5 separate regions of the Mus musculus genome follow, and all the other regions are linked to region 4. A link is a loop called in an ENCODE intact Hi-C map of the cell type or tissue named here. Cell type or tissue: gastrocnemius. All regions are shown on one strand. Each heading gives the region's core, and the rest is flanking DNA. Links, peaks and the distances in the headings are about the cores only. Region 1 has its middle 46 kb from the start of Neurl1b. Region 2 holds the start of Neurl1b (neuralized E3 ubiquitin protein ligase 1B). Region 3 overlaps Neurl1b (neuralized E3 ubiquitin protein ligase 1B). Region 4 has its middle 61 kb from the start of Luc7l. Region 5 overlaps Ergic1 (endoplasmic reticulum-golgi intermediate compartment (ERGIC) 1).

The links. Peaks named below come from ENCODE experiments on the same cell type or tissue, not always from the same donor. Only the 100,000 strongest peaks of a DNase experiment are listed, where the experiment ranks them.
Region 1: it touches region 4 in a loop (5-fold over the local background); 19 of 42 quality-filtered maps call a loop at or near these places.
Region 2: a loop joins it to region 4, with 3 times the contacts of the local background. A loop is called at or near these places in 13 of 42 quality-filtered maps.
Region 3: it touches region 4 in a loop (3-fold over the local background); 21 of 42 quality-filtered maps call a loop at or near these places.
Region 5: a loop joins it to region 4, with 2.4 times the contacts of the local background. A loop is called at or near these places in 11 of 42 quality-filtered maps.

What each region holds. Positions count from the first base shown.
Region 1 is chr17:26,366,054-26,371,971 of GRCm38, reverse strand. No RefSeq gene overlaps it. Among named protein-coding and RNA genes, the nearest start is that of Neurl1b, 46 kb to the left of the region's middle. In gastrocnemius, for the core only: no CTCF peak of the experiment used is centred there; DNase peaks (open chromatin) are centred at 1,329 and 3,505; H3K27ac peaks cover 722 bases.
Region 2 is chr17:26,413,130-26,419,047 of GRCm38, reverse strand. It overlaps Neurl1b (neuralized E3 ubiquitin protein ligase 1B), which reads right to left and starts at 4,189. Exons shown (of 5, transcript NM_001081656.3): 1 at 4,053-4,189. The coding sequence starts at 4,083. In gastrocnemius, for the core only: CTCF peaks have their summits at 2,667, 3,886 and 4,096; DNase peaks (open chromatin) are centred at 3,824 and 4,230; H3K4me3 peaks cover 2,758 bases; H3K27ac peaks cover 2,411 bases.
Region 3 is chr17:26,444,814-26,450,731 of GRCm38, reverse strand. It overlaps Neurl1b (neuralized E3 ubiquitin protein ligase 1B), which reads right to left. Exons shown (of 5, transcript NM_001081656.3): 5 at 4,411-5,918. Among named protein-coding and RNA genes, the nearest start is that of Neurl1b, 33 kb to the right of the region's middle. In gastrocnemius, for the core only: no CTCF peak of the experiment used is centred there; no DNase peak of the experiment used is centred there; H3K27ac peaks cover 1,109 bases.
Region 4 is chr17:26,310,896-26,316,813 of GRCm38, reverse strand. No RefSeq gene overlaps it. Among named protein-coding and RNA genes, the nearest start is that of Luc7l, 61 kb to the right of the region's middle. In gastrocnemius, for the core only: a CTCF peak has its summit at 2,350 (motif pointing left); DNase peaks (open chromatin) are centred at 852, 1,170, 1,407 and 2,321; H3K27ac peaks cover 1,116 bases.
Region 5 is chr17:26,636,056-26,641,973 of GRCm38, reverse strand. Ergic1 (endoplasmic reticulum-golgi intermediate compartment (ERGIC) 1) reads right to left here. Exons shown (of 10, transcript NM_026170.3): 8 at 3,131-3,231; 9 at 270-392. Gm41553 (a long non-coding RNA gene) reads right to left here and starts at 263. Exons shown (of 2, transcript XR_876696.2): 1 at 1-263. In gastrocnemius, for the core only: a CTCF peak has its summit at 3,068 (motif pointing right); a DNase peak (open chromatin) is centred at 3,098; H3K4me3 peaks cover 288 bases; H3K27ac peaks cover 2,126 bases.

The DNA of each region.
Region 1 (5,918 bases), core at 1,124-5,123, 55 kb before region 4:
TTATCTTCCTCCTGCCAGGGTGGCCACACCTGGCTCCCACGGGGCCAGGCTTTTTCTTGACTGCTGTCTCCACTAACTAGCCTGCCTCAAGGTCTTTGCCTCAGCTGCTCCTGGGCCTGACTCCCCTCCTCCTGTGTCGGCCTGTCAAGGGACCTCTGAGGACCATCTGTTTATCTAGCAACTGGTGCCCTGTTCTTGTGCTTGTCCCCTGCCATGTCCGTCTCTTCCTAGCTCACCATTCAGCAGCTGGCACACAGAACACACATATTCTCTTCAGGATGCCACCTGTGCCTGCCATCCTGCCCCACAGATGCCAGCTGCATAGTCAGGGGTCTTGGTCCTGCTCATGCATACATCTCCCATGCACACAAGGCTCCTGGACCCCCAGAAGGTATCCAGTATTTGCTGAACTAATCATTAAACTCACCACAAACGGCTGGATCGAGAGCAGGACCCACTGGCTGACCCTAGGCAAGCTTTGAGCAGAGACCTCCAAGGGAGTTGGACTCAATCCCTTTGTGGTTGAACATTCTGATTCCTCTCTGAGGTTGGGAATGGAAAGAACCCAGGGCTAGGAGCTGGGTCAATTTGCCTCGTTCCCAGAGGCTCCCCCTTAGCAGCAGTACCTGAGGGCTGCTTTGCAGGGATGTCATGGCAGGCCATTCCTTTCTGGCTTTCCCTGAAGTCATGCACTGGCCACGAGTTGACTCACTGGTGAGTTTGCCTGGCACTGGGTGTGTGTAACTAGGCTCCCAGCATTCCCTGCTCCTGCTTGACTTTGAGCCCATATTCTTTCTTTACAGCTTCTTAGACCAAACCATGCCCCGAGGTGAGGTTGCCCCTCTCCCACTGTGCACACAGAGCCTCTGGCATCCCCAACTCTCCCAGCATGACATGAGATACTCCCAGTCCCCTGACCCTCCACTGAAATCACAGCTCACGGTAGACCAGCAGGGGGAGCCCAGACCTTTTTCTGTTGTGGTGGCAGAAGAGGGTAGAGGTAGAGAGCACACAGTAGGCAAGCAGCAAGATGTCACCTCTGCCCTAGGATGTTGGTATCAGCTGCCAGACTAGCCTGCTGCTTCCTTCTCTGCCCCTTCCTGTCATCGTGGACTCAACTTGTCACCCACAAAAGACTCTTGTCCTGAACTCCCAGTCCAGGGTCATAGTGTCTCTGTGGCATTACCCTGTGCCGTTTCCTTCCTGACATATATTGTCTCTGAAGTGGCATTGTTTACGTCAATGGTCCCTTCCTTCCCTTCATGTTTGTCTCTGAGAGGCAGGGACCCTGCCTCCGCCATCCTGTCCTCATGCTTGGAGCTGTGCCCAGCACACAGAGGATGTTCAGTCATTGGTGGGGCACGCTAGCAGCAGATGCCCACATTGGGAGGATGGAGTCTGGAGGAGTCTGCCTTGTTAGTCGGCCATTTCACTAAGTCTCACGCTTTCTTAAAGCATCACATGATGTCATTCACCCTGTCTGTGAGCGCTTTCAGTCTTAAGGACGGTGTTTGCCTCTCAAGAAAGTGATTAAAACCAGTGCTTTGGGGAGCTGTACTTCATTTCTGCTGTTGTATGGAGGTGGGAAATTCTAGCTCTGGCCCAGGGGTCGGGATAGCTGCGCAGGCTAAACTGGAGGAGCGTGGGCTTCCAGGTCCTGCCATAAACTGTCCTGGGCCACCTTTAGGAAGACAATTTGGCAACATTCCACAACATAGAGAAATGTGAAGACTCTAAAACTGTCCTGGGCTGTAAAATATACACACCGCAGACCTTCCCCACTGTGACCACACCCTTTGCAATGGGACTTGCTATATTGTGAAGACGCCTGTCTGCGGGGTCAGGGTGCTCGCCGGGTCTCTTCATTAGCTCATCACTGAGAACGTGCAGCTCTGACTCCAGGCTTCAGCTCCTCCACGGCTTTCCTCTCCTTGAGCCCCGTCTACATCAGAACTAACCGAACCCATTTGATGCAAGAAAGGAGGCAAAACAGAAATGAGCCCGTCCATGACCAGCCAGCCCCGATGCCAACCTCAACCCCATAATTAAACAAGTAAATCAACACTTGAGCTGGACCAGATCAGTAAACCACCCCAATATCAGTTGCCTGGTGACAAGTGAGAGATTGGTGTTTTGGGCTTTTTAAGACTCATTACATAGCATCGCTGTAGCAATGGATGAGTGATACAGATGCTTGGTGGGTCCACTCCTTGGAACCTGCCATGAGAAGCACAGATCAGACAAGATACCAAGTCAAGCCTCTTCACTGGGCCACACTACTGGCAAAATGTGGTACAGCCACCCTTAATCCATCAGGGAAGCTGGCTCACTAGAGATGGCTGTCCTCACAGTGTGGCTCTAAGCCATGACAGGGACAAGGATCACCCTCACAGGGTTGCACGGAAAGGCCTTGGTGTTCTGGTGCCTGGAAGGGAGAAGAGTCACCCCAGTGTGTGAGACACATTTCCCGTGGGAACCTGTCTGAAGTGTCCTGAAGAAAGGTCTGTGAGGGGCTTGCTGTGTATACACGGGCTTCTAGAACATTCTACAAGATGCTTCTGTGTTCCTATTAAGCGAATGTCCTACGCAGTTCACCCATGTCATCCAAGAGCCAGGCCCCGAGCTGTCTGCAGGAGTGTCCACAATCTCCTCTAGGAAAGGCTGGGTACCTCATTCAGGACTCGCGAATCTTGAGTTCAAAATCATATAAAAGGCACCAACCTATTAAAAGGTGTTCAGCAATTTTAATTACCAGAGAAGCATGCATTGAACCCACAGTGAGATCCTGTTGTGTAAAGATCAGGGCCCTGAGGATGTGGTAACTACCACCACACTCAGCATTGCAGAGAGAGAAAACTGGCATGCCTGCTCTGGTTTACGCCACTAAGCATGTGTTTACCACTAACCCCAGTAACACTATCCCCTGCTATCTACCAGCGAAGGGAAAAACCATGTTTACCTAAGCAGCCGAAAATGTTATTGATAAATGAATGGGATTAATTAGAGGTATCACGTCTATACAAATGGAATACAATTCAACCATGAAAAGGAACGGACTTAGGAACAACACAGATGTCTCTCCTAGGTCTTGTGACCACCATCTGCCAGAGAAGCCGGTCCCATCTAGCTATCCAGCCCATTCATTAAAGTTCCAAGCGAGAAGCAGTGTGTGGGAAGGACTGCTAAGCTGGAGGGCAGGTGGGCGGGCGCCAGCAGATCCAGGCAGGAGCAAACTTTACTGGAAATGGTTTGCATCTTGATTGTGGTGTGGTTTAACGGGTTACGGGTTTATGGGTGGTTTTATCCAAACTGTGAATTTTATTGTATGCAGATTCTATCTCAGTCAAACCAACAACAGGCAGAAGACTCAGCTCCTTCAGCCAGGCCTCTGGGTCCCGCTCTGCTGCCTCTGTCTCCTTATCAGATGTGAACCAGCCCAGCTTCTCCCTTTTCAGGCTCCCTGCCAGGCTCCCAAGACAGTGAGTAATTAGGGCTCAGGAGTCTTGAATATGGAGCCAAAATCAACAGCTGGATCAGACCAGATGCCAAGCTGCCTCCAGCTAGGCGCTGTGCTCAGCCTCCTGCCCCCCACCTCTCCAGAGCTCCACCTCCCCACAGTCCAGTCAGAGCCATCAAGTCAGGGCTACGTCCCCTTGGTCTCCAGTCTCAGCTGCAGAAAGTCCCTGGAGTCTCTGTCACATAAGCAGCAGAGTGCCCCTGTCCACACTGAAGGACTTTGTTATCCTTACATTACAGGCCTGGAGCATGATCTCCTTCCATCTGTCTCCCCGCTCCTGAACCCCTACCTTGAGCAGATTCTCCAAGGTTCTCTCTGTTCTCTCTCTCTCTCTCTCTCTTTCTCTCTCTCTCTCCCTCTCTCCCTCTCTCTCTCTCTCTCTCTTTCTCTCTCTCTCTCTCTCTCTCTCTCTTTTTTTGAGGAGAGCTAGTAGCCTGGAGCCCCAGTCTAAGCTGTAGTGTTCTAGTCTCATGGAACCATTGGTCCTCGGGGCCCTGAGGAGGCAGAAACATTGTGGAGACTTCCAGCCACAGAGGGAAAGGTGGCACACGCTGTCTCCTGGACTGTGGGGTCTGGAAGTGAGCCTGTAGTATGTGGATCTGTGATTTAAAAAAAGAAGAAGGCGGCTTTCGGTTGAGGAGTGAAGGTGTTCCCAACCTACAAAGGTTACTCTCATGTGGTCTCCTGCCCCTCACCAGCAAGCCAGTGTGCTTCTGAAGCAGCTCTCTAGGAGGCCCTGTGGGACACACAGTATGGCAGTGCAGATAGCTGGGGCTGTGTGTCCTGGAGCAGCTTGCTCAGCGTCTCTGGTCTCTGAAAATGCACACCCTAATGGGACCCAGGATGGTGACACTGTGTGGGAGCATCTCCATGCTTTGTACTCCTCTGAGGCTTAGTCAAGGGCTTTCTCCTCCAGATGGTCATCAACCCAACCCCAGCCACAGAGGCACGCCTCCCAGCTGTGCTGCTGTATGTGGACAGGTGTCACTCTGAGCTGACATTCACTGTCTCCCTTAAGCATCAAATAAAACTCCCAACACTCCTGAAGGCACTGCTCTTGGGCAAAGTCACCAGCCAGCCCTTCTGGCTTCTGTGTTCCTGTCACACAGGAGGTCTCGTGCTGGGAAGAAGAAGCAACCTCAAACAGGGTTCACAGGGCTTGGAGGTCCTGGCGCTTCATCTCTGGCTTCTGTGTGTCATCTTACCTCTGGCTTGGCAGAGCCTGTTGGATTCTGGGAAGGCAGAGCAAGCTTGACCCTACACATCCACCCTGACCCTCATGCCCCTGTCCCAGGCCATGCTGACAGTATAGAGAAGCATGGGGTCTCTGAGAAAAGTTCTCCTCAGGGAGCCCATGGACCTGCAGTTAGCTGCAGCCAGTTGACATAAGTTGACTTCCTTTGGCCCAGCCAAGCACCTCATACGAGCTCTTACTATATTCTTTGCCAGAGGAGGGCAAAAAAAAAAAAAAAAAGAAGAAGAAGAAGAAGGGGGAGGGGAGTTTGAGCCCAAGCCTGGACAGGCTCTTTGCACTCTGTGCTCCTTGGCAAGCAGTCACGTACCCCTGGGAAACAGACCATATAGATCGCACTGCAGACCCCAGGCAAAGCTGGCCTAGAGGGGGAAGAGCCTCCCTTACTGAGTGGATGGCCAGCTTTCGAACTGTCCCCTAAGCCCACAAACATCATCTATTCCTCCACAGACACAGGAACAGAGGTTCAGGCTGAGAGCCCTCCCTACAAATCCCAGCCATGACAAGCCATGGTCCTCAAATAGGACCCCAGTTCTGTGTGATTCCCAAGCCCTGCTGACACAGTGTCTGCCTCCACTCACTTGTTTGCATGATGGATGGATGAGATGCCCATGATCTCCTGAACAGCATGCTACCTGACTGTGTGGCTTAATGAAAGGCTTCCTGTCTCAAAGGCATCTCCTCGACTTCCAGGATATGTGGCTCTAAATGTGAGCCCTAGAGAAGCAGGAACCGCCTGGCCCTGCCACAGGCTCCTGGGAATATGTCCACAATACTGCAGCCTGCATGTGGCATCTCCTTTATCTTCCAGGAAAGGACAAGGCAATCCCACCTTACCAGGCTCTCAAGCATAAGCAGCCCTTGACACACAGGGACACTGAGGCTGAAGACTACAAGCTGCTCAACAGTTATTCTTTGCTTTGCTTTTTGTGAGAAGCAGAGACTGAATATGGCTTCCCTGTTCCCTCCCTTCTGCCAGGAGTCAGCCCCACACAGAGCTGCACAGAGGACAATCACAATGACAGGCCTATAAAATATCAAACGGGCTACCTTCCAGGAGGCAGAAGAGATGGGGAAACAAAGACATCCACTTGCAAAAGAAGTCAACCCAGGGTCTGGGATTAGCCGCTTTGAGTCCTTACAAGGAAA
Region 2 (5,918 bases), core at 635-4,634, 100 kb before region 4:
CCCCCAGCTCCTCTCCTATATCCACTGTCTGCATAGCGCAGCCCACGGCATCCTTACAGGGCCTCACCAAAGGGAACTTGCCCAGCCTACACGGCAACATGTAGGTCTCTAGGCAGTTGAAGGAACTTCTGTGGCCTTGAGAGGCTCAGCTCAGATAGAAAAGAAAATGTCAATGACCTGGGGGAAAAGAGGGGTATACATGGCCAAGAGGACAAAGGAAGCTCAACTCAGCTCCACACTGCATCTGAGAGAAGAGGGTGCAGAGAAAAGCAACTGTCACTTGTTGACCTTTTGCTGGCTATGGCAGAATAACCAAGACCGCTATCTTCCCAGGGGCTGAGAAAGACATGGCTCAGAAACACCAGCAGCTACTTGCTCTGAGAGCACCATCTCAGCAGTCAGACAGGATGCTGTGCCGCAAAGTGGCCAAGCAGCTGTAGGGCTCTGCCCAGGTTTGCTTTGTCTAGGAGGGCCTTGTTTGAGGCTGATGGGGAGAGGGGCTCTGTGGGAAGGATCATTCAAAGAAGGGGTGAGTACACCCCATCTAGACTTAGCAAGCTATGTAGTAGGTTAGGAATCCTCTCTCTGTCTCTGTCTCTCTGTGTCTGTCGTCTTTATATCTGTCTCTGACTGTCTCTCTTCCCCCTATGTATAATGCTTCTGCCCTTGACATTTCTGAGCCTTCATCTTTTATCTGTGAAATCAAAGAGAGCCCCTTTGAACACCCCAGCCTGCCATGGCAGCCCAGTGCAGTCTGGGCATAGCTTCTCAACCAAAACTCCCAGACAAGTAACAGGCTATGGAGCAGGCTTGGCCAAGCACTTGACAACTTAATGATTAAACCAAGTCTACAGTTTGAACTTAGCATCTCCTCCAAACAGTGCTACAGGTGAACCCCAGAGGTGCACAGGGAAGGGGCTAGAATGTGCTGGTTGGTACCCACCCCAACCTGGGATGGTACTCCCCCCCCAATTTCTACCCATTTATTTTCTCCTTATAAAGTTCAGGGGAAGCCCAGGGCGAGAACGCGGGGCATTAGGAACCTGATGGATCTCTGTCAGCTAAGTCCCAGCTTGGATGGAGCCTGTGTGGGCTGGCCTTACCTGGTCTCCCTGTGTGGCCCGCCTCTAAACTGGAGGGCACTATACCTTACGTTGCAGGGTTGAACTGCACCTGGGAAGGGAGGCTGACACATACAGTAGGAGCTCAACAGATGCAATATCTCCCGCTGACCCTTGCTCTCTCCTGGGTCAAGGGTATACATCAGAATATGTTGGTGCAGTTTGAGAGAGCTGCCAAGGTTATGAACACCAACCAAAGGGCACTTCCCTTTCTTTGGCATTTCCTTATTGTGCCATGTAGCACACACACCATGTGCATGGTGGAATGCCCAATAAACATTATCTAAACCATGGTGGCACTTAATAAGTGTTATCTGAGCCTCGATTGAGAGGATATCGCCTGTCAGGAGGAAAAAAAAACCAACAACAGAGAACTTTGGAGCTAAATAGACCCAGATCTCAATTCTGGCACTGCCAACTAGAGGAGCTCTGTAGGCAAGAACAAGCCATTTGACCTCCGAGAGCCTTGGTTTTTTGGTTCTTGTTTTTGTTTTCCATCCATCAAATGGGAGTAATGACTCTGCTGGAAGGGGTTGCTGGGAGGACTAAACTCATTCATTCATTCATTCCCCAAGCATCCAAACATCGACTGTGTCCTAGCCCCTACTCAACACACAACAGTGATCATACATGTGTCACACAGTGACTATGCTCAGGAGAACCATAAAGCAAAGAAAGGGGCCTGGGAGGGAATCACAATGTCAAGACTCAGTCTATAGCAGGGGCCTGAGGGAAGGGAAGGAAGAGAAGGGGCAGCTGCTCGGAGGTCAGCGTGAAACTTGCAGGCAGCCTGCTCAGAGTGTGATCAGAGTGTAGCAGCCTTCAGAGGCGTGCTTAGCTCATGCCTGCAGTCACAGATGCTGGGAGCCTGGTGAAGAACCCAGGTGCTCAGCAAACGCCAGCCCTCGATTTCCAGTCCTGTGGAATGAACTCCACCCCACACACATGTTCCTTCCCTGAGAAGGAGAGCACAGGCTTCCTCAGGGCCAGCCTGTGCCAAGTACTCCTTCAGCCAAATATGCAGGCTCCATGTGCGCTCCACCACACGGTTCTGAGGCTGCACTAGGCACTAGGTTCTGGGCCGGGCAAACCAGGGAATGAGACAATCAAGGCATGGAGTCTGTCCTCACAGAACCCCTAGAGAGTCACAAGAAGACACAGTGATGGTGCAGCACAGTCATACAAACACGAAGCCTTATGAAGGTGTCCCCATTAGGGCAGAGAGTGTAAGGTCCCTGGAAAAGGTGACCAGAGAACCTGGTGGTGAGACAAGAAAGAACAGTCCAGGTGTGAGAGGATGTAAAGATGCCAGAAGCCAATGGCAGGTGGATCTAAAAACAATATATAAGTCTTTACATTTTGGGCACCTGTTATCTGATGTGCCTCCTCACTGAGGGTAGGAGGTTCCCACACAGCATGAGGTGACCTGCCTTGACTCTGAGCCCCCAGCCTAGAGTGCTCCACCCACAGCATCAGACTCCAGGGGAATGGGCACCCCAGCAATGTGTGAGCACCTGGTGAGACAGCCTGTCCCTTGCCTTGCTCCAAGTGTGACCCACAGGTGGCAGAATGGCTTTTTAAAAAACCAACCAGAATAGCACAGGAATTCTAGTTGAGTATGTACTGTGTCTCCGTCATGGGCTTCTGTGACTGCCATCTCTGATGTGACCTCAGGTCCCTCCAGATCGGTGGCTGGGTCTCTTCAGCCTAGCAAGAAGCGGTTATCACTCTGTCTAGTACAGACCCAGGTTCCAAAGCCACCTCTGAAGCTGACCAGCCTGTGACTCCACCTGGCTGACCTTAGGAATGATCCAGTAAAAGCCACCCAGGGGCTTGTTAGTAGAAGGGGCTGTCTGTCTCCCCAGTGGTCCTTAGGTCTCAGGTTGGTCCAATCCCTTCCAGGGGAAGAGACAACTCTATTAGGATAACTGCCGGAGGAAGGGCTGTGGGGGTGTCAGAACAGAGATGGGGTGTCAGCTGGGCTGTGCTAAATCTGACCTACAGCCAACTTGCTTCTTCTCTGAACTACCCTCCCCCAACACACACACACACACACACACACACACACACAGAGAGAGAGAGAGAGAGAGAGAGAGAGAGAGAGAGAGAGAGAGAGAGAGAGAGCCTCTGCTTAAGGATGCTGCGAATGCCGAATGCCCAGTTTTATGCCCAAACACTTCTGAAGACTTGGGACACAGTGGGGGTGAGGGGCGGGGCAGACAGGCTGACAGGGCCCATGCAGTCTCCCACCACTGCCTGTCACCGGGTCATTTCTCCTGTACTGAGGTTAAACTTCTTGTGTAAAATCGGGGTGTCTTTTCTTAGGAGGACGATTCTTTGCAGACAGGCAGTGACAGCCTCGGCGCGCTGACATGTTCCACCATCACTAGGTATTTTCAGCGAGGCGTGGCGTCCCCCGGCCTCCGCACGCCCGCCCCACGCCCCTCGCCCACCGCCTTTCTCGGGTCTAGGAAATTCTAGGGCGCTTTTAACTAGGGGGCGATGCGCCCCACAGCAATGGCTCAGATGGGGCTGGGAGGGCCCCCAACAGAACGGACACCCGAACGGGGCGCAGCCGGGCGCGCGTGGGAACGCCGCCAAGAACTAGCACGTGTGCCGGGGGCGCCTGTGGACTGTACGCGGAGACCCGGGACACCCGCGCCCTGCAACCCCCCTGAAGGGTTCCGGCCGGGGGAAGCCCCGATACCTCCCTCCGGCTCGCTCATTAGCGACCTCCGGCTGGAACAAAGGCGTGGGGCGCACGGCCAAGGCCAGGAAAACCAGGAGGGGTCCGCACATCCCTGCAGGGGTGCGGCTCCGGGGCTCGGGCTCCGGCAACCAGGCTCTGGCTTGCACCCGGGCTCCGCGGCTGCGACGACCCGGGGAGGACCAGGCGCTCCGCGCCACTTCGGGGCGCGGCTCCGGGCGTACCTGGCAGGGTCCGGTGCACCGTGTTGCCCATCGCTACTCCGAGACTCGCGGCGCGGGGCTAGCTGGGCGGGCCGGGGGCCGCGGCCGGGCTGCGGGGCATTGCCGCTGCACCGGCGACCGGCGGGCGGCAGATGGGCGGCGCGGGCGGCGGCGGGAGGAGGCGGAGCCACCGGCCCGGGCGCGCCCGCCCCGCCCCCGCGCCCGCCACCAACCGTGCTTGGGCGGGGCTGGGGCCGCCGCCGCGTCTTTTGAAAGTTTGCACCGGTAGCGCGCTGGAGAGGCGGGGCTGGCCTCCTGCCCTCGTCGTTCCCGCGCGCACCGACCTTGCTCTTTTTGCCAATCGGGATGGGTCGCCGGGTGCCGAGTCCTTGTCCAGGCATTCGGCCACTTTGGGTGGTGCCTCGACTCAGGGACGACGCGCACACATGCAGGTCACGCCAGACAGTGTCAAGGGCTCCATGACAGTCCATCCAGGGTGAGATGGGGGTGGGGGGTAGGGATGGGGAACTTCTCCATCCCCTAGGCCGCATACCTAGGAGGAGAGACTTCAGTATGTAGTGGTTGTTTAGGGGGGGGGGCGGGACCCAGACTTGAGCTCACTGTGCCTTCTTCATTAAAGTACTGCCCACACCCTATGTACCAGGCCCTCTGCTGAGCCCCAGACGCAGTCCCTGCTCTCAAGGAAGAGAAAATTAGCAATCAAGATCACATAGTGGTCAAAACCAACAATAACATTGAAGTGTCAGATAGGGCCGGCTGAGGGTTTTTGAGAGAACGAGGTGGCATGTGAGGTGGGTAGTGTTGCCAGGAGGTACGAGGCGGCGGCGTTGGGGGGGGGGAGGGGGCTGAGAGGGGGAGGTGCATCCACTCCCACCGCATAAATCTTTTCTCAGAACCTTCCAGCCTTGGCTACTCTTCTATAAAAGGCCAGCTAGCCCATGCCACCCCTAGTCCAATTCACAGACTAACACACCAAGGTGGGGGAGGTGTAATGACTCTGTGAGGAGACCCAGTCCCTAACCATTACTTTCAGACTCCCATACTCAGTACTCTCGTCAGTTTAGGAAGCAGGGTTATTACCTCCACAGCACAGACAGGGTAAACCGAGGGTCAGTGGGTAGACGAGATGTCCAAACCTATCTCCCAGTGGCTGAGGGCAAGCTCCCTCTGAAACGGAGTAAAAAGAGGTGCTCAGAGGACCGCCTCCTGCCTTGGTTTCTCGTTGTCCTCAGACTCTCCTCTGTTGTTCCCCAGGAAGCCATGGCCAGACCTATTCTGTACTGAGTTTCTAATTCTCAATTACAAGTGCTCTCAGTTATTTAAAATTTCACCCCAAACTCTGGTGGGCAAAGGTACTTTAGCTGGGTAGGCCTTCACTCTGTATGACCCTGGGGTCCTTAGAGAGGTCGCCATTGCTATAAAAGGAGTTGAGGAATTTCACTTAGATAAAATGGCTCAGGGCAACAGGACTTTGTGGCGGCAGGGTGGGGAAGCTGCTGTTAAAAAGCCACTTTCAGAGCACTCCAGCAAGTGGCTGTGTTTCAGTCACCTCCCCAGATGTTCGCTGCAGCCACTGAACCCACCGCACCCCAACTGTTCTGGTGTGTGTCTCGGGGTGGGGAGGACATGTAGATTTGAAAGGCTGAGGTTGAGCCTCTCGGTCCCCATGTGGATGTGCTGTGGGGAAATGCTATGTCTTCCACGTCAGTGGCAACAACAGCAGACCACACAGGAAAAAAAAAAAAATCAGGACCAGGGAACTTCTTGAAGGTCCAGAGCTCTAAATTAGTGTGTTAAATAACATGAGCTTAAAGCAATGTTATCTTCAACATTGCTTTAAATGGAGCTGATATCACCCTGTGTGAC
Region 3 (5,918 bases), core at 801-4,800, 130 kb before region 4:
TTCCAGAACCAGGCTGAACCTATAGGAAGCCTAGGTGAGACCCTGGTTCTGGGAGGGCACAATGGTACATCATCGTCCAGATATGGCCACTGCTTCTCTTTGCCCATCTGTGTTTCAAATTAATGAGTGGTCTTTTTCTTCTTTTTCTTCTCTTTCTTTTCTCCCTTCTCTTTCCCCACTCTCTTCACTTCCTTCCTTTCTACTGGAGATTTAGCCACAGGTCAGCTGGACTGCAGCAAAAGAGCCAGTCCATTCAAAGCCTGCCTCACCTGCAGGCCCTGCCCTCATCGAGCCTCCTCCTCCTCTGCTTCCCTACAGGGCCAGAACACCTGGGGAGGTGGGTGAAGGCTGTGATGAAATTCCTTGGAAGATTCATTTGCCTTGGTAAAATCACCAGGACTAGATGCTGGAGCAGAATGAAGAAGTCAGAGAAGAAAGCTTTCGGCTACACAGTAAGGTAGAGAACTCCTGTTTCTGGTCCTGCTTCTCTTTAGTGGCAGCAGGGCCTACTCCAGAGTTTTTGTGAGGACCGGTGGATGAAATGGAAGTCATTCACGTGTAGGAAGTGCTCACTAAATGACCCCTTATTGTTAGCTCTGTGTGCTACTCAGCGTGCAGAACCTCAAGAGCGAGGGAAAGAGAAATTTGTGTGCATGTAAGATGGCCAAACCCAGGGTTGGCTCAGAGTCTGTTTGCAGGAGTGGTGGGGGCTTTGCACACTCAAAGAGAAACTGGAGAAGGCAGGGACAAGTGTGCAAGACCAGGAGGGACACTGACGACTTCCTTGCATTGCTGTGATAAAGCCACTATGACCAAAAGCAATCTGGGGGAGGGAAAGATGACTTCATTTTATAACACAGTCCTTAATGAAGGGAAAGTGAGGCAGGAACTCAAGACAGAAACCTGGAGGGTGGAGCTGAGCTGGAGATGACAGAGACACACTGTTTATCGGTTTCCTCCCCTCGGCTTGCTCAGCCTTCTTTCTTCTATACTCCAGGGCCACCCATCTAGGGAGAGCACTGCTCACAGTGGGCTGGGCCCGTCCACATCACTCATTGAGCAAGGAAATGTCCTGAAGGCTTGCTCACAGGCCACTCTGATGGAGACATCTTCCCAACCCTGTGTTCTCCTTCCAGATGGCCCTGGCTTGTAGCAAGTTGACAACAACAACCAGAAAATCACTAAGTGGTTCATAGCCTTTGCATCTGAATTGATCTGTCCCTCAGCCTCAGTAATGCACTGGCCCACACTGGTCTGCTTGCCCCTCTGGGGAGGTGGACTTTAGAGAGCAAAAGACCCTGGCTTTGTGTCAAGTGTAGACATGTGACAGAGACTGGTTCAGGGACTGGGCTATTGATCCACTAGGTCAATGAAAAATTTGAAGCTTTTCTAGAAACTTCTATACAGTAGCTGTCATGGTCAATATTAACTGTCAACTTGATGGGATCTAAGGTTACACTGGAGATAAGCCACCAGTGAGAGATTTTCTAGATTAGTTCCTGAAGGAGGAAGATCCTAAGTGGCACACTGGATACAAAGAGGAAAGAGCCGAGTGCCAGCATCCATCTCTTTCTGCTTTCTGACTGTGATTAATGTGAGTAGCCATCATTGTCTCTGCCATCCTACTGTCCCTGCCATGCTGGACTGGAGCTGTAAGCCAATACTGGCTGTTCATTGGTACCAAGAAGTAGAATTGTTGCAGTGAGGAACCTGACTGGGTGGCTCTTAGGCCTTTGGAAGGGTTTTATAGGAAGAGCATGGCAGTGTTTGGAACGTTGGGCTGGATAAGTGCTGGAGGGCCTGGCAGGCTGTTCCTGTGAGAGTACGGAAGACTGGGGCTGTGGAGGGAAATACTGACAGCGGAGGCCCTGCTCACGAGGCTTCAAAGGACTGTGTGCTTTACAGACAACTGGGCCAGAGGTCGTTTGTGTGAGATAGCCTGACAGAGTCTGGCTGCATTTTCCCTAAATGCTGAGATCTTGAACAGAGGATAAGGTTGAGCCTCAGAGTTCCTTCCCTGTTGTCCTGATGCAGCTGGAAGTCTCCTAATGGTCGCAGCCACCTCTGCAGTACACACTTGGCCTGCAACGTTAAACTTACCCAAGATCTTGCCTTCAACCAACTGGACTTTCACATATATTCTCCCCCGCCCCCTTTTGCTCTCCCTCAACCCCGCTGTAGACCTAGATAAGAGGACCAAGCAATACCTGAGTGCTGTCCTACTTAGGAGTTGCCTTCACCCAACAAATGACTCATCACTCCTGGACCTACCCACCAAATGCTCTAAATCGTGAAACGCGATTTCATTTGAGAGGCGAGCCTGAACTGAAGGGGTAGCCTCTACTTCTCTGGGGAGTCCTTGGTCTCTTCCCCTGTAGATGAGAACCTGAAGAGGCCTTGTGGTGGTCCTGTGTTGTGGTTCCTGTGGACGGTGCATATCTCTTGCCCCTTGTTCCTAATGCAGTGGCCCGACTGGGATGTCCTGACAGGGTGGGAAGAGCAGGCCTGTACACTTCCCTTACCTTCCCTATTTTATCCCTGGTGCTGCTGCAAGTCCACCCCAGTCATCTGGGCCCTAAACCCTGGACTACGGGAAGCCAAAGCCAGCCAGTCAGCCTGGCTTTATCTCACCATGAATGAATGCAAATCTGGGCATCCCTTTAAATTCCAGCTGGGGCCAGCTGCTCTTTGTGGGTTTTGCAGAACTGGGAGGCACTTTTCACTCTAACCCGAAGTTTAAATGGACAGCCATACCTGCTTGCTACAGAAAAGGTGGGAACCGCCGGCAGTCAGCATGCAGCCACTGCTCAGTGCAGCCCACTCTGGCTGGTTTTCTGTGGTGGCTGTAATGTACAGCCAGCAGTGCTGGGCTGTTACACCCGTTGGGTCAGACCATGTGTGTGGGTTTGTGGGGTTTTTATTTGTTTGTTTGGTTTTTTTTTTTTTTTTGAGACAGGGTTTCTCTGTGTAGCCCTGGCTGTCCTGGAACTCACTCTGTAGACCAGGCTGGCCTCGAACTCAGAGACCTGCCTGCCTCTGCCCCCTAGTGCTGATGTTAAAGGCATCCAACGCTGTCCACCAGCTCACTGTGTGGTTTTCCGTTTTCCCCCGGATGACCCAGAACTTGGACTGCTTCTGTCCCCATGTCTTGTTAACATTAATACTGCGTTCCTGTTGTGAACACCTATCATTTGTTGCTCGTTGTGAGTGGGGACACTAGTGCCCAGAGCATCTGCAGGCATCCATCAGTGTGTCTGTAGAGGCTTTCCTTCACTCCTCCAATATCCCTGAGGAAAGGGAATACTCATTCAACAGTCTTCAGGACCCAGGAAAAGGCCAATGCATGTCCTTGGGCTGGCCAATGAGGATCCATATTACCTCGGTCTTGGGGATTGGTTCAGGAAGGGACACCATACAGGTTGGTCCACTTAGGGATGATGGAAGGCAGGATGCAGGCTGGGCAGACAGGAAGTTTTGAGGACCTGCTGGGAAAGGGAGAGAGGACAAGGGGGGTGGGGTGGCGCAAGGCAGGATGCAGAGCAGTCTTCTCAGTGGAGGCACCTGTGCCATTCCTCTCTTACGCCTTGTTCTGCCTTGGAAACTTTGTTACAAAGTTAAGGCAGCACCCATGTTGCTTTAAGTGCTGCACACTTCCGGGTCTTGGTTTCCTGCCACACTAACTGATGCTGTTGCCGACATCACCACTATCTGAGTTCACCCGTAATGAGAGGACTTCTTTGCAGTATTTTTGCAGATAGAAGGTGATGTGGTGAAAGGACAAGTGGCCACCACACTGTGTCCACGGGGCAGTGGCCGCCACACTGCGCCCATGGGACAGTTGCCGCCACATTGTGTCATGGGACAGTGGCCATCACACAGTATTCATGGGACAGTGGCCATCACACAGTATTCATGGGAAAGTGGCCATCACACAATATGACACACAATATGACCATTAGGTACTGGCTCTAATACAGTGGCCATCACCCAGTGGCTATCACTCAGTTGTCATCATACTGTGGCCATCACACAGTTACCATTACATGGCTATCACACAGAGGTCATCACACAGTGGCTATCCCAGAGACCATCACACACTGGCCATAACAGTGGCCATCACATGATGGGATCACACAGTGACTACCATACAGTGGCCATCACATAGTCAGCATCACATATTGGCCATCACATGGTTTCCATAGCACAGTGGCCATCACAGTGACAATCAGACAGTGATCATCACGCAGTGGTACATTATGGCCATTACACAAGGCTCTGCAGACACAGTGTCACCTGTTTAAAACGTTGGTGGGATTTAAAGCCCCCCACCTCCTGCCTATATGATATTCAGTATGGTTTACAAAACTGAATTCTGATGAGACTTTTTTTTTGTACCAAGCCAAAGTTGTATTTGTTTTCAAACAGGAAATTTATGTTAATATAAAACAGATAAAAACAGACAAATATCAGAACACACAACACACAAAGACTAGCGCAAACCCTTCCCACTCACCCCCCTCCCCAAGTTCTCAGGCCTTTAGTACAGTTCCCCAAAGACTAGACGGTATAGGAGAGTCACAGTATTGAATCATAAAGGACAGACATGTTTCAAAGGGTCTGTACACAGGTAGCGGGGATGGGTGGGGGTGAACACTATCATTCCACCTGCAAACTGCAAGAGGGTCTCAGGGACTCCTTGCTGGCATCTGGAGCCCAACCGCATCTGCTAGCTTCTTGTCCACGTTGAAGGGTTGCATTTTAAAGGATAAAAAGTGCACACACACACACACACACACACACACACACACACACTTCCATAAGGCACAGACAGATTGTCATATGGATAGTTCTGTTAGGGACTTGGGTGAAACAGTGAGACACTAAAATATTAAGGAACGCTGGGAGGCCCAGTGTCCCCGAGCCATGTCCCCAGCAGGGCAGGATGGACAGAGCAGTGAGCAGTTACCGCTTCCCATGTTCCAAGGCTGCACAATGCCATTCGAAGCTGGAATTCAGGGCTCTTGTGCATCCCCGTTCCAGTGCCTGGAAGTGGCAGGGAGTTTTCTGCCCAGAGACTCCCTGTGGGTGGTCATTAACTGGTGGGATCTTGGCTGTTTGGCAAGGGCTCACTCACCATAAAGAACACCCCTAAGGTAGGTGCAGAAAGTATTGTGGGCATCTATTTAGATGGATCCAAGGCAATAGAATGGTCAAGAAAGCCCACATGCTCCACCCTGTCTTGCCCTGCTGAAGGTACCACTCAGGCATCAGGGCTGGGTGCTTGCTCTCTGTTGCCCCTTATAGCAGCTGGCATCCTGAGGGCACTCAGCAAATGTTTGTTGAGTGACTTTGTGTCCATATATATATAATGGATGCTATTTCACCAACCCCCTGACCACTCCTAACCTGGCTCCTGATCTGATCTGCAGTCTTTTACTGAGCACCTACTATGTGCTAGCACAAGCCCCAACTCCAGAGTGATCAAATCAGTTTATGATCTCTTGCCTGAGAGCTGCCCACAGGCCTTGCCTTTTGTCCCAGTCTTCAACCTCATGTTCTGACCATGAGCCATGCTGGTAAGTGGATGCTGAACAAGTGAAAATGTGTGTCGCAGCCTGCACAGGACAGCTGCCCAAGAGGGCCAACCAGTAAGAGGAGGAGCCTGCTTAGCCTGGGAAACAACTATTTTCCAGAAATTCCCAGGGGGCAGGGATATGGCTGCTATGTATAGGGGGAGGCCCTGGCCTCCCCATCCTAATCTTGGCTTTTGAAGTTCACAGGGCACAAATGGGCAGTAAGCTTGGAAAATGGCTGGGGTGCTCCTCGAGAAGGGTGGCCGCAAGGTCCCAGAAAGGGGCAGCCTAAAGTCCCTCTCCAGAGCAGCTCTGCATGACGCCCCCCTGCATGACGTCCCCCTG
Region 4 (5,918 bases), core at 814-4,813:
TATCGCGATCAGCCAAAAGCGGCCACAACTGCTTTAGCCTAGGCCCCTCCCCTGAGAGGCACTGCCACACTCCCATTTTTCTTTCTGCCACTACCCTATGGGACTTTAGATGCAGTCTTTGATCCACCTGCCATGTCTGGTGCCCGCTGTCAATTAACTGCTGACATAGCATCCCTGCGTCATATGTTAGAGACCCGAAAGGAACAAGTACAACTGCTTAGGGCCCTCCAGTCATTAGAGGCCGAATTGCATGATCTAACACCTTCCCTGCAACAGCGGCCTCAGGTCTCTGTTAAAACTAAAAAATATCAGAAAAAGAAGGTCCTAGCCTTCTCCCTCTCCCTAAGGAGTGGAACCATAGTCCTTAGAGATTCCCTGTCCCCAACCAAAAAGTGAGTGAGAAAGAGGAGGATATAGATGATGAACTTCAGCCCGACTCACAGGAGACCGAGGAAGCTCCTGCGGCGCCCCTGGCTGATGATGTCCCACCCCGCTATCATTATCAACCACTAGAGTTTAGATTCTGGAAGAACTTAAAGCAGTAGAGTCTAATTACGGTCCCAAGGCTCCCTTTACATTGGCACTCCTTGAATCACCTACAGAGGGATGGCTTACGCCTAACAAATTTTCATATCTCGCTCGAGCTGCACTCACTGGCAGTGGCTTTGTATTATTGAAATCAAAAGTGGCAGAGATGGCAAAAGAAATCAAAATTAAAAACTGCATGCAACCAGACACTAAGTCATGGACCACAAGGAAGATTTTGGGCAAACTGCCTTATATCACCTTGGAAGCCCAAATGCTCTTTTCCCCTGGCCTCCTAGCTCAGGGCCATCAGGCACGCTTGGCCGCCTGGAGAAAGCTGCCCCCAAAATCAGGCTCCTCCGCTGCACTCACTAAGGTGCTACAGGGAGTGGATGAATCTTACAATTCTTTCATTAGCGGGGTCCAAGAGCCTGAGAACCCTTTATTAAACAGCTTGCTTTTGAAAATGCCAATCCTATTTGCCAAGATATTCTCAAACACCACCGCTCTAAGTCACTGGCAGAGTATGTCCACCTTTGTCCAGGCGCCAAAAGGAGCCACACCATTAGCTTAGTGATTGGCACCGCCCTTCAGAGGGCGGGTTTATGTAACTCTCAAAAGACTTGCTTTAATTGTAAACAACCCGGCCACTTCCTTCCCCATCACCACCAGAGTCGGAGACCTCCCGTTGAGGGCCAGGGAGAAGCTGGTCCTGCACAGGCATTACTGACCACCCTGTGCCCCTACTAACATAGGGGCCGACATTGGGCCAATGAGTGTAGATCCAAAACAGCCAGCCAGGGACGACCCTTACTGCCACGGCATTTGGGAAACTTCCTGAGGGGGCCTCCAGCCCCCACCTCCACCCCCCAGGACAGGCCCCAGGGAAATAGGGTTTGTCGTGCCCCGCCCCCAGCAGATTTCTCATCGCACACCCAGTCCTTTGCCCAACTCTAGTGAGCTACAAAAAACAGCCCAGGATTGGATCTCTGTGCCACCTCCAGCACCCCTGAGGAGGGCATTCAGGTCATGCCTACAGGCATACACGGCCCCCTACCCCCAAATACTTTTGGTATGGTTCTACGAAGAGCTTCATTTTCCTTAGAGGGAATCCAGATCATACCTGGAGTTATAGAACCCGACCATCAGGGAGAAATTCAGATTCTTGTAAGTACCACAGGTGGTCCTGTGTTTATACCAGCACAACAGACCATTGCCCAAGTGTTGCTTTTTCCCAGTGTCTCTACTACAAATCCCTACCATAAAGACACCAGGGCCCCAGGCAAGAGGGGAATAGCAGAGACCTTTTGGGCCCAAAAGATTACTTCCTCTTGCTCCATGCTAATCTTGGATTTAAATGGAAAAACATTCCAAGGACTTTTAAACTGGGGAGCTGATGCCACTGTCATTTCTGACAGGTTTTCGCTGGCTGCCTGCAGCTGACCGATTCAGCCACCCATTTACAGGGGATTGGACATTCCAAAAACCCTCAAGGCAGTGCTCAGACCCTTAGGTGAGCAGATCAAGAAGGAAATTCAGGCACTGTAGTCGCCTGTGTGAATCCTGATTTACCAGTCAATCTCTGGGGGTAGTCTCACCAATGAAGGGGTGACAAAACAAATGCTGACCCAGGGATTCCTACCAGGACAAGGATTAGGAAGACAAGCACAGGGCATAAATGAACCTTTGACTTTGACACAGAAATCTGACTGGCGAGGCTTGGAATCCCAGCCACAGCCTTTTTCCTAACAGTCACGGCCATGCCTGCTCCCCAGACTCACGCAGAGAAAATTTCCTGGAACAACACTGCCCCCGTCTGGGTTGATCAATGGTCACTGACTCAAGAGAAACTGGCAGCTGCGAAATAGTGCAGGAACAGTTGGCAGCTGGTCACATTGAACCATCTTCCTCCCCCCTGGAACACCCCAATTTTTGTTATTAAAAAAAAGTCTGGCAAGTGGAGATTCTTACAAGATCTCCGTGCTGTTAACAAAGTTATGATTCCTATGGGGAGCCCTACAGCCTGATCTTCCATCTCCTGCCGCCATCCCAGCAAACTTCTTTAAAACTGTTATTGATTTAAAAGATTGCTTTTTCTCCATACCCCTTCATCCAGATGATTGTCATCATTTTGCATTTGGCCTTCCTCAAATTCATTTCCAGGGACCCATGGACCACTTTCAGTGGCGAGTCCTCCCTCAGGGCATGGCAAATAACCCTACCCTAGCTCAGAAATATGTAGTCCATGTAATCCAACCTGTTAGAAATGCTTGGCCACAAATATACATACTTCATTACATGGATGACATTCTGCTTGCAGCCCCTAATAAGCAACAGGCCTTCTCACGTCTTCAGCAACTTCAAAAAACGCCAAGTTCACAGGGACTTAAAATTGCCCCTGAAAAGATTCAGATAAAAGACCCTTATTCCTATCTGGGATATGAGCTCGAGTTGGGACAGGTCAAACCCCAAAGACTGAGCTTCAACTTTCCTCCCTTAAGATTTTACATGATTTTCAACAGTTGCTCAGGAACCTCCAGTTTGATCACCCCATCTAAAGATTCCTCCCAAGGTTCTAGTTCCCCTCAATGAACTCCTCTCAGGAGACTCCCATCCTTTGTCCCCCACCCTCACCTCCCGAGCACTTATGCAACAAGCCATCTCAGCCCTGCAGCAGATAAGTCAAGCCATACCTTCCCAAACCTCATTTCAAATTTATTACCCTGCCTCACTTTATTTCATTGTCTGTGCTACCACACATACCCAGTGGGGGTCTTCTGACAGCAGCCCCGGATTCCCGTAATAAAGGGGTGTCCTTTGTTATGTGTATATCTCCCCTCGAGTCCAAGTAAGGTCTTGGCAACCTATTATTCCTTGTCTGCCGCCCTAATCGTCAAAGGAAGAAAAATGTCCAGACAATATTTTGACAAAGATCCTGATATTATCATTATCCCTTACACCTCAGACAAGTTGAATGGCTTCTTCAGTCTAATGATGATTGGGCCAAAGCCTGTGCCTCCTTTGTTATAGATAATCATTATCCAAATGACCCCCTTATACAATTTGTAAAGTCGCACTCCTTAATTTTCCCCAAAGTTACCTCCAAGACTCCACTCCTTGAAGGCACCTTGGTGTTTACAGATGGTTCCTCAACAGGCAAAGCTGCCTATGTTGTACAAGATCGGGTTACTTCAGTACAGTCCTCATATTCCTCTGCCCAGCTGGTGGAACTGTTTGCAGTTCTTCAGGTTTTCAAAACATTACCAATGACCCCATTTAATTTGTATACTGATAGTGCCTATGTGGCCCATTCTATTCCTATTTTAGAGACAGCCCCATATATTAAGCCTGCTTCTACTGCTTCCAAATTATTTGTGGAGATTCAATCCCTAATCATTAAAAGGACAGTGCCATTATTTGTGGGACACTTGAGAGCCCATCTGGCCTGGGTGGTCCTCTATCTCATGGAAATGCCCTGGCTGACGAGGCCCCTCACACAGCATTCTCCATCCTACTTGATTCCATAGACTTGGCTAAACGGGCTCATGATCTACATCATTTAAATGCTTCTACCTTATGCCAAATGTTCAAGATTTCTAGAGATCAAGCAAGAAAAATTGTTAAGTCCTGTGGTGGGTGTGCCACTCTGCTGCCAGTTCCTCACCTGGGAGTTAACCCCAGGGGACTCATCCCTAATGAACAATGGCAGATGTTACCCATTTTCCCTCCTTTGGAAGGTTAAAATATGTGCATGTTACAGTTGATACCTATAGTGGATTTATACATGTGTCTCCCCTTTCTGGAGAGGCATTGTGTGATGTGATAACACACACTCTACAGTGCATGACTGCCATGGGAAAACCACAGATCATTAAAACTGATAATGGCCCCGGTTATACAGGAACCAAGTTCCAACAGTTTTGTTCCCAGTTTGACATTAGGCATGTCACTGGTGTTCCCTATAATCCCCAGGGTCAGGGCCTTGCAGAACGAGCCCACCATACTTTAAAACATATGCTTCAGCTCTTGGCTGAAGTTACAGACACTTATTCCCCCTTGACACCTCGAAACAGGCTTAATCACGCTCTCTTTGTTCTTAACTTCTTGTTCCTGGATAATGAAGGCAGGTCAGCAGCTGACCGAGTATGGCATCCTAAGTCACAAGATTCTCAGGATGGAAAGATCCCTTCACTGGACAGTGGAAAGGACCAGATCCTATCCTTATTTGGGAACAAGGATCCACTTGCGTCTATGACAAAGAGAATGGTGGTCCAATATGGTTACCAGAGAGACTAGTAAAAACTGTTAACCTGCTTGTGTCCAGAATGGAGCGACCGTCTCCTCCTGAGACAAATCTCATTTCCTTTCCAGATGATGCTCCAGGTGAGGATACTCATGATCCTGTGGCTGACTAGAACAACCACCAACCTTCAACTGCCTCCACCCAAATCCCCTTGCAATAGGCACATCCCTTGGAATTACACTTGGGTGGTCCTCTCAGAGAGAAATGGTGTTGTCTGGGCCATTTCCAAGACTTCCACCAGTATTTGGTGGCCGGCTAGCCTTACCTCCATCTTTGCAAACTAGCACAGAGAACAGTGGCACCCTGGGGTCTTAAGTCCCAGCTAGATTTATACAACGCCACAAAAGATAATATGCCCAGCACCCAGAGTAATATTCCTCAAGATTTATTGATTTTGGTTACTGGGTTAGCCAAACCTGGCAGCGATAATTCCATCAGGCGAACCTTACTTCAAGATACAGATTTTTACGTTTGCCCAGGGCACCACCATGGCTGCTCCCTCCATCATAAGTGCGGTGGCAAAACTGATCTTTATTGTGCCAGCTGGGGTTGTGAGACCTTGGGGGTGGCCTATTGGAATCCTACCTTCTCCTGAGATTATATTACTGTTTCCTGGAATTTTTCATGCCCCCAGAATTCTTTAAATATTAATCCTCTCTGTAAAACTTCTAACCATGTCACCTTAGGTTGGTGCCTCCCCTGTCCATTATATTTACAAACCATGCTGAGTCCAAAAATTGGGCACGAGGATTTTCATGGGATCTCTGCCTTAATCTATCAGGCACAGACACTGGCCTCACCTTTACCATTAAGCTCCTCAATGAACCTGTTCATGCCAAATTGCCAGTTCCTATTGGTCCCAACCCTGTCTTAGTCCCCCAGCCGCAGCCACCCAAAGAACCTGAAACCACCACACACCCCCCCCCCATCTTTTACAGAGACTGCTCATACCTTGACCTCAAAAACTTCCTCTGCTCCCATAGCCAATCCTCCCCCCTCCATTCAGACCAAAAACCTTATCCTCACTTTAGTGAATCAAGCCTTCCTTACACTCAATGCCCCCTCCCCTAACCTTGCTGATGATTGCTGG
Region 5 (5,918 bases), core at 1,136-5,135, 320 kb before region 4:
AATCACCAGCGGCCTGAAGCCAGTGGAGATTTCCCTCAGGCATCAGTTGCACTAAGTGGCACCTCCCACAACACACCAGCTAGGGGGACGCCAGAGGTTCCAGCCTGCTTCTGGTAACACTTCTCAGGGGTCAGAGAATCAAAGCCACCTGCGCTCACCTGGGGCCCAGCAGGCTCCATCTGCTTCCAGCAAGCATAGGCGAGGGAGGGTTGCCTCGGCAAGGGGGCTGACAGCAGCTGCACGGCTGGCTCTGGGCCCTGGGTACTTACTGTGGTGATGAACCTGTACAGGGGTTGTCTTCTCTCTGTGTACTTGACTGTGATGGGGCTGAGGTCATAGCGGAACCAGATGGCAGGGATAATGCGTCCCGTGTGGCTGTAGGCAACGTACTCCTGCAGGAGAGAGGAGGAAGGAGTGTTACAAGCAGAACCAGCCTCAGGTGGGTGAGGGTGTGGGATGCAGAGGGTGTCCAGGCAGCCTCCTCTCAGCTGCTCTGGAAGCCCTGGACAGGCAGCATAGTGAAAGCACGCTGGGTCCCTTCAACTATGGGAAACAGACCACATAGCTTAGAAGTGGAGCCAGAACGGAGCACAGATCTGAGGGTGACGTGGAAGAGGAAAGTGGGCTTTGAACTCGGTCTGAGCATTTCCTCCTTGACTTGCCAGTCACACGGAATCTGCTCATTTATTCTGCTGGCTGCCTCCGCTGTCCTAAGGTTCTTGGGGTGATGAAGCCCCTCCCCTAGAGGAGTCACAGGCTGGTGGATGAAGACATCATCGCATCACTAGCTTCTAACAGTATCCGTGTAGGGAGGGTGGAGGAGGGTGCTCAGCAGGCCATAGGTGAGCCAGTTCTGCTCAGGGGGATGGGGAAGGCTCACTAAGGAAGGGGCATTCTAAACCATGAATAAGAAGATAGCCTGCCTGACAGGTGAACCAAGTGGGTGTGAACTTGTCCACCAAGTAGGGCCAGCACAGAGAACAGGGAAGGTACAGTGCCCAACCTGCCATGGCTCGTAAGGATGCACATAGCATTGGCCAAATGGCCACCAAGGAACAGGGATCTGAGCTGATGACCCACAGGACCTGGTTTGAGCACTTCAGGGTCCTGAAAGGCTTGGGCTCGCGTCTCTTGTTTACAACAAATGGAGATGGATGCCGGGGTCCCCAGGCCCAACCCCCATGTCCCCAGCACTGGTCTTGAGCAGCTGGAGTGATCCCATGGACACCACTGAGTGTTAACCCACTGGACAGCCACCTCCATTCACAGAACAGGCTGGGGGCAAAGCCACAGAGAACGCTGAGTGAGCTGGTCCAGCCACCAGGCCCTTGCCAAAGCTTTGATGGAGGAAGCCTGCAGCAGAGGAAACTCAGCTTTCCCAGGGTGATTGTCTGGGCCACAGCCCAGCGCTGAGGGGGTAAGAGACAGAATGAAATCTAGCAGCAGTAGTGTACCAATTACCCAGCCTTCCCAGTGAGCTGGGAGCTTTCTGAAAACATTGCTTCATTTGACAGCAATCTTGTGAAGTAACTGCCATGGACATATTACAAACAAGGACACATGACTGAGCTAGGATGGGGCAGTGTGGTCCAGGGCCCTGCTTCCTGCTGATGTGTGGCAGCACTGGGGGGAGGTTATAATGAGTACAATGGTTGAAATATGCTCCCCAGAAGTCATACGCATGCTGCAGTGCTGGGCTGAGCCCAGAGCCCTGTGCATGTGGGGCAGGGGGACCACGGCTATTCGCCATCTAAAGTTACAGGTCCTTTGTGTACATCAAGGGGCTGAACCCGGAAGTAAGCCTACATTGGTGGTGGCTGGAGGTGGTAATCTGGGAGGTGATTAGGTTAGATGAGGCCACGAGGTAAGTGTCAATGGTAGCATTAGCTCTCCTATAAGAAGAGGAAAGCACTTCTAAGCTTGTATGCTTGTGTCTCTCCATGCCCTGCCCTCCACTGGACAACACAGCAAGAAGGCTCACCACAGGCTGGGGTTGATCTCTTTGACTTCCTCTTTCCCAATCCATGAGATAAATTAACTTCTATTTTCTTTCTTTTTTTTTCTTTTTTCTTTTTGGGGGGGGGGTAGGGGGAAGGTTCAAGACAGGGTTTCTCTGTGTAGCCCTGGCTGGCCTGGAACTCACTCTGTAGACCAGGCTGGCCTTGAATTCAGAAATCCACCTGCCTCTGCCTCCCAAGTGCTAGGATTAAAGGCGTGCGCCACCACTGCCTGGCTGACTTCTATTCTTTACTTACTACTTAGGCTCTTAGAATTTTGTTATGCCACCAGAGAGTAGGACAGACACGGCCTGAAATAGTGAATGTAAGCAATAAGTCTCTCGGAGAGAGTTATGGATCAAAGGGAATCAGAGCATAGGGACCCATGACCAAGAGGCTGTCCAAGTGGGCAAGCCTGGACGATCCCTATTTGGACTGAGTGGGTGAGCAACCAGGGGGCTCTGGAGCCCAAGAGGAACCTGGGTCTAATTCCTACACTGTAACTACACAGCTTGGCGAGTTCCTCAACCATAATGATAGTTAATTGAGCTGAACACTCCATCATTTATACTAAGGGTCTGGGTGGCCCTGCAACAGCAGAAACAGGAGCCTCGTGGTAAACAGGGGAACCTACTCCAAGTGCCTATGTTCCATTGGCACAAGCCATGCTTTCTGGAGAGGCTCAAGCCACTAACCGCTGTGCCATCTCATTTCTTTGGCTTGGATGTCCCTTGGCTTCCCAGAAGACCTGTGTGTCTCTTGGACTGTTGGGGTCCTGAGACGTCCACAGCCACCTTGATAGGATTCCCTGCCTAATGCAAAGCATCGGCCATGTGCTGATCAACAGGAGCCTGAAGAAACCAGGACCAGACAATGTCAGAGCTGGGATGGTCTTCTGCCTACTTCAAACAGAATACATCTTATCTCCTTGTTAAGAGTGTCTCACCTGGACCTTGAGGCCACTACCACGGCAAGAACTGGTATTTCATCTTTACTCAGACTAGAGAATGAGCCTGGACACTCCCTGTCCACCCCACTGAAATTCCCTTCAGCAGAATGTGCGGGGCATCGCCTATGCCCTTGGCCAGCAGAGGGAGCAATTGCAATGCTCAGCCCGTTCACGGCCCACTCACCTTGTTGGCCACTGTGTACTGGTAGGAGTAGCGCTGCTTGCCGCTCTTGTCCTCATACACTGTGGGTACAATCTTCAAGATGTAGTCATGGGAGGCCAGGGCTGCAGGAATACAGCATAAGATGAGATGGGGTGGGCACTGCCTGGCAGGTGGCTCTGCCTGTAACCCCAAGTTCAAGTCCTCCTGGTACTGTAGGGTCCTCTCCCCTTTCTCTTCAGAATGTGGCTTGCTGGGATTGTTAGATCTGCACTACATAATATATAATACTCTGAGCCACACACTTACAAATGGGATAGCCATTAACGAGGGGTGCTGAGGGGGCATTTTCTCTGAGATTCAGGCCCAGGAGCAGCACGCTCCTGTGAAGTAGGGGCCAGGGAACACATCCTCTTTAATGCGTGGTCACCAAGAATTGTCTAGAGAGAAGCCCCAGGAAACAGAGCAGCTTCAGTTTCATCCTTAACTAGACTAGAGAGAGACTGGCAAAATTACATTCCCCACCATCCCTCACACACAGAGAAATTTTCCAGGGAGAAAGGTGGGACTCAAGAAAGACCCCATTTCATTGTAGGTATTGTCTGTCTGCTTTTAAGTTTTAAAATAATCTGGGCTCTGGGCTCCAGAAAGAACTAAGTAAGACTGATCAAACCCAGAGGGCTGGGGTCAAGCGCCTGCCTGGCATAAACCTGCCCTTGGCCTCAATCCCAACACTGCCAAAACAAACAACAGAATCTGGTCACTGTCTTCCCTCTTTCTCAATAAACTGCTGACCCTTCAGCCCTGTAATAGTTTAACACGACCTTTTCACCCAGCGCCCCTGTCTCCTCCCAGCCTGGATGGCAAAGTTGCTGAGTGCAAGGACAAAGTCTTACATTCCTGCCCCTAAACCCTGCACGGAGCCTGGGACAGGGCAGACAGTGGCAAGGCCTGCTGAATGAAGGAGTGGACAGGATGGCTGGACAAAGGATGAAGGGATCAATCAGCTACTGATAAACATGAGCTAACCAGAGCTGCCTCAGCCTTCCCGAGCAAAAAATGAGGCCCAATGTCCATCCCTCTTATTCCTTCTAGAACCTTGGGCTAGGAACCATGGAGCTAAAAGAACATGGGAGTTTAGTCTTCTGGGTTCTAATCCTGGTCTCTGCAGATCAGATTCAGATCTGTAAGAGTGGTGAGCATGGAGCAAGCATTCCAGCCTTGACTAGTTCTGGCCCTGCTGTCTCCTCAGAAAAGGGCAGCACTCCTGGGATGGAGGTGACCCCCCCCCCCAACACACACCCTCAGGAAAACTGGGGAAAGCCCTGGAGCCTTTAAGCTAAGCACAGGGGACCCAACACCTCTTGCTCATGCCCACAATGGCTCTCAGGGTCCAGAGTACTAGGGTCACATGGGGTTAAAGGCCGATTCTAGTCTTCATCCCTGGAAACTCCCATGAGATGGGCTCACATCTATACCTAAACCAGGAGGCCAAAGATCACCTTGAAGTACAAGTCTCAAATTCCCACTCTCCAAGGATAAAACCTGAAGAAAGGAAGGCCTTAGTGAAAATCATAACTCTACTATTTTGTTGTTGTTGTTGCTATTTGTACAAAACATTAGGTAGTCACAAAAGGAAAAAAAAAGAGCCACCCTTATGTCTACTGTGCACAGAGAATCAGTTCACATTTCCTCCCCAGTAGGAACACGCCAGACGGATGTCCTTAAGGAGTCACAGGGGTTCTGCCTCAGGCCCAGGTATCATGAACACTTCCAAGTTGACAGCACAGAATGGAGGCCTGCAGAGGCTGCTTGCTTCATTTACTCACCTTCCTGTCTCTAGAACTTGGTACTGTGCCTGATCAATATGCATTCAGTGTCTGACTGCCTAACAGCCCTGAGGCCATCATGGCCAACAGCTGCCCACATTCCAAGATGCAGGTCCCTACCACGCACAAGGGCTGACACAAATAAATGATGCTTCAAAGTGACCCAGTGGACATTATTTTTCTTAGCATATTGTGTGCATGCACGCACAACATGCACATATGGGCATGTGTAAGAATGGAGGTGTGTGTGTGTGTGTGTGTGTGTGTGTGTGTGTGTGTGTGTGTGTAATGGAGGTATGTGTGTGTGTGTAAGAATGGAGGTATGTGTGTGTGTGTAATGGAGGTATGTGTGTGTGTGTGTAAGAATGGAGGTATGTGTGTGTGTGTATAATGGAGGTGTGTGTGTGTGTGTGTGTGTGTGTAAGAATGGAGGGGTGTGTGTGTGTGTGTGTGTGTGTGTGTGTAATGGAGGTGTGTGTGTGTGTGTAAGAATGGAGGTGTGTGTGTGTGCAGTCTTTGGCAAGTAGAGATTCGGCACTAAGACTTTGGAAGGAGCCAATGGTTGATAGGAAGGGTTTGGGCAGGAGGGGAGGGACCAGCTGGTTTCCCCCACTGGCCACCTACAGAGCTGGTTCTCACAGAGTGGGTTCTGGTTCTGTAACTGCTCTGTGGGATCCAGGTGACTGCCTCCACTCAGGACAACGGCAAAACAGTGGTCAGTAGCAGGGACAGCAGATGCTGTTGGAGCTTGGCAATAGCTCGGGGGTACAATCAACCTTCCCTAGGGACAGGCTACCCTCTTCCCTTTCTAAAAGACAGGAATGAGTCTGTGTACTATACAGGGCAGCTGTGGGGGAAGGAATGGTGTGAGACTATGACCTTGGCTTGCAGCAAGCACCTGACTTCTGCCCCGCTGGCTTCCCTAGTCCCATGCCACCGGCTGGACGGGGACTTCTGCAGGGGAGGGGGTTGCTCCATGCTAA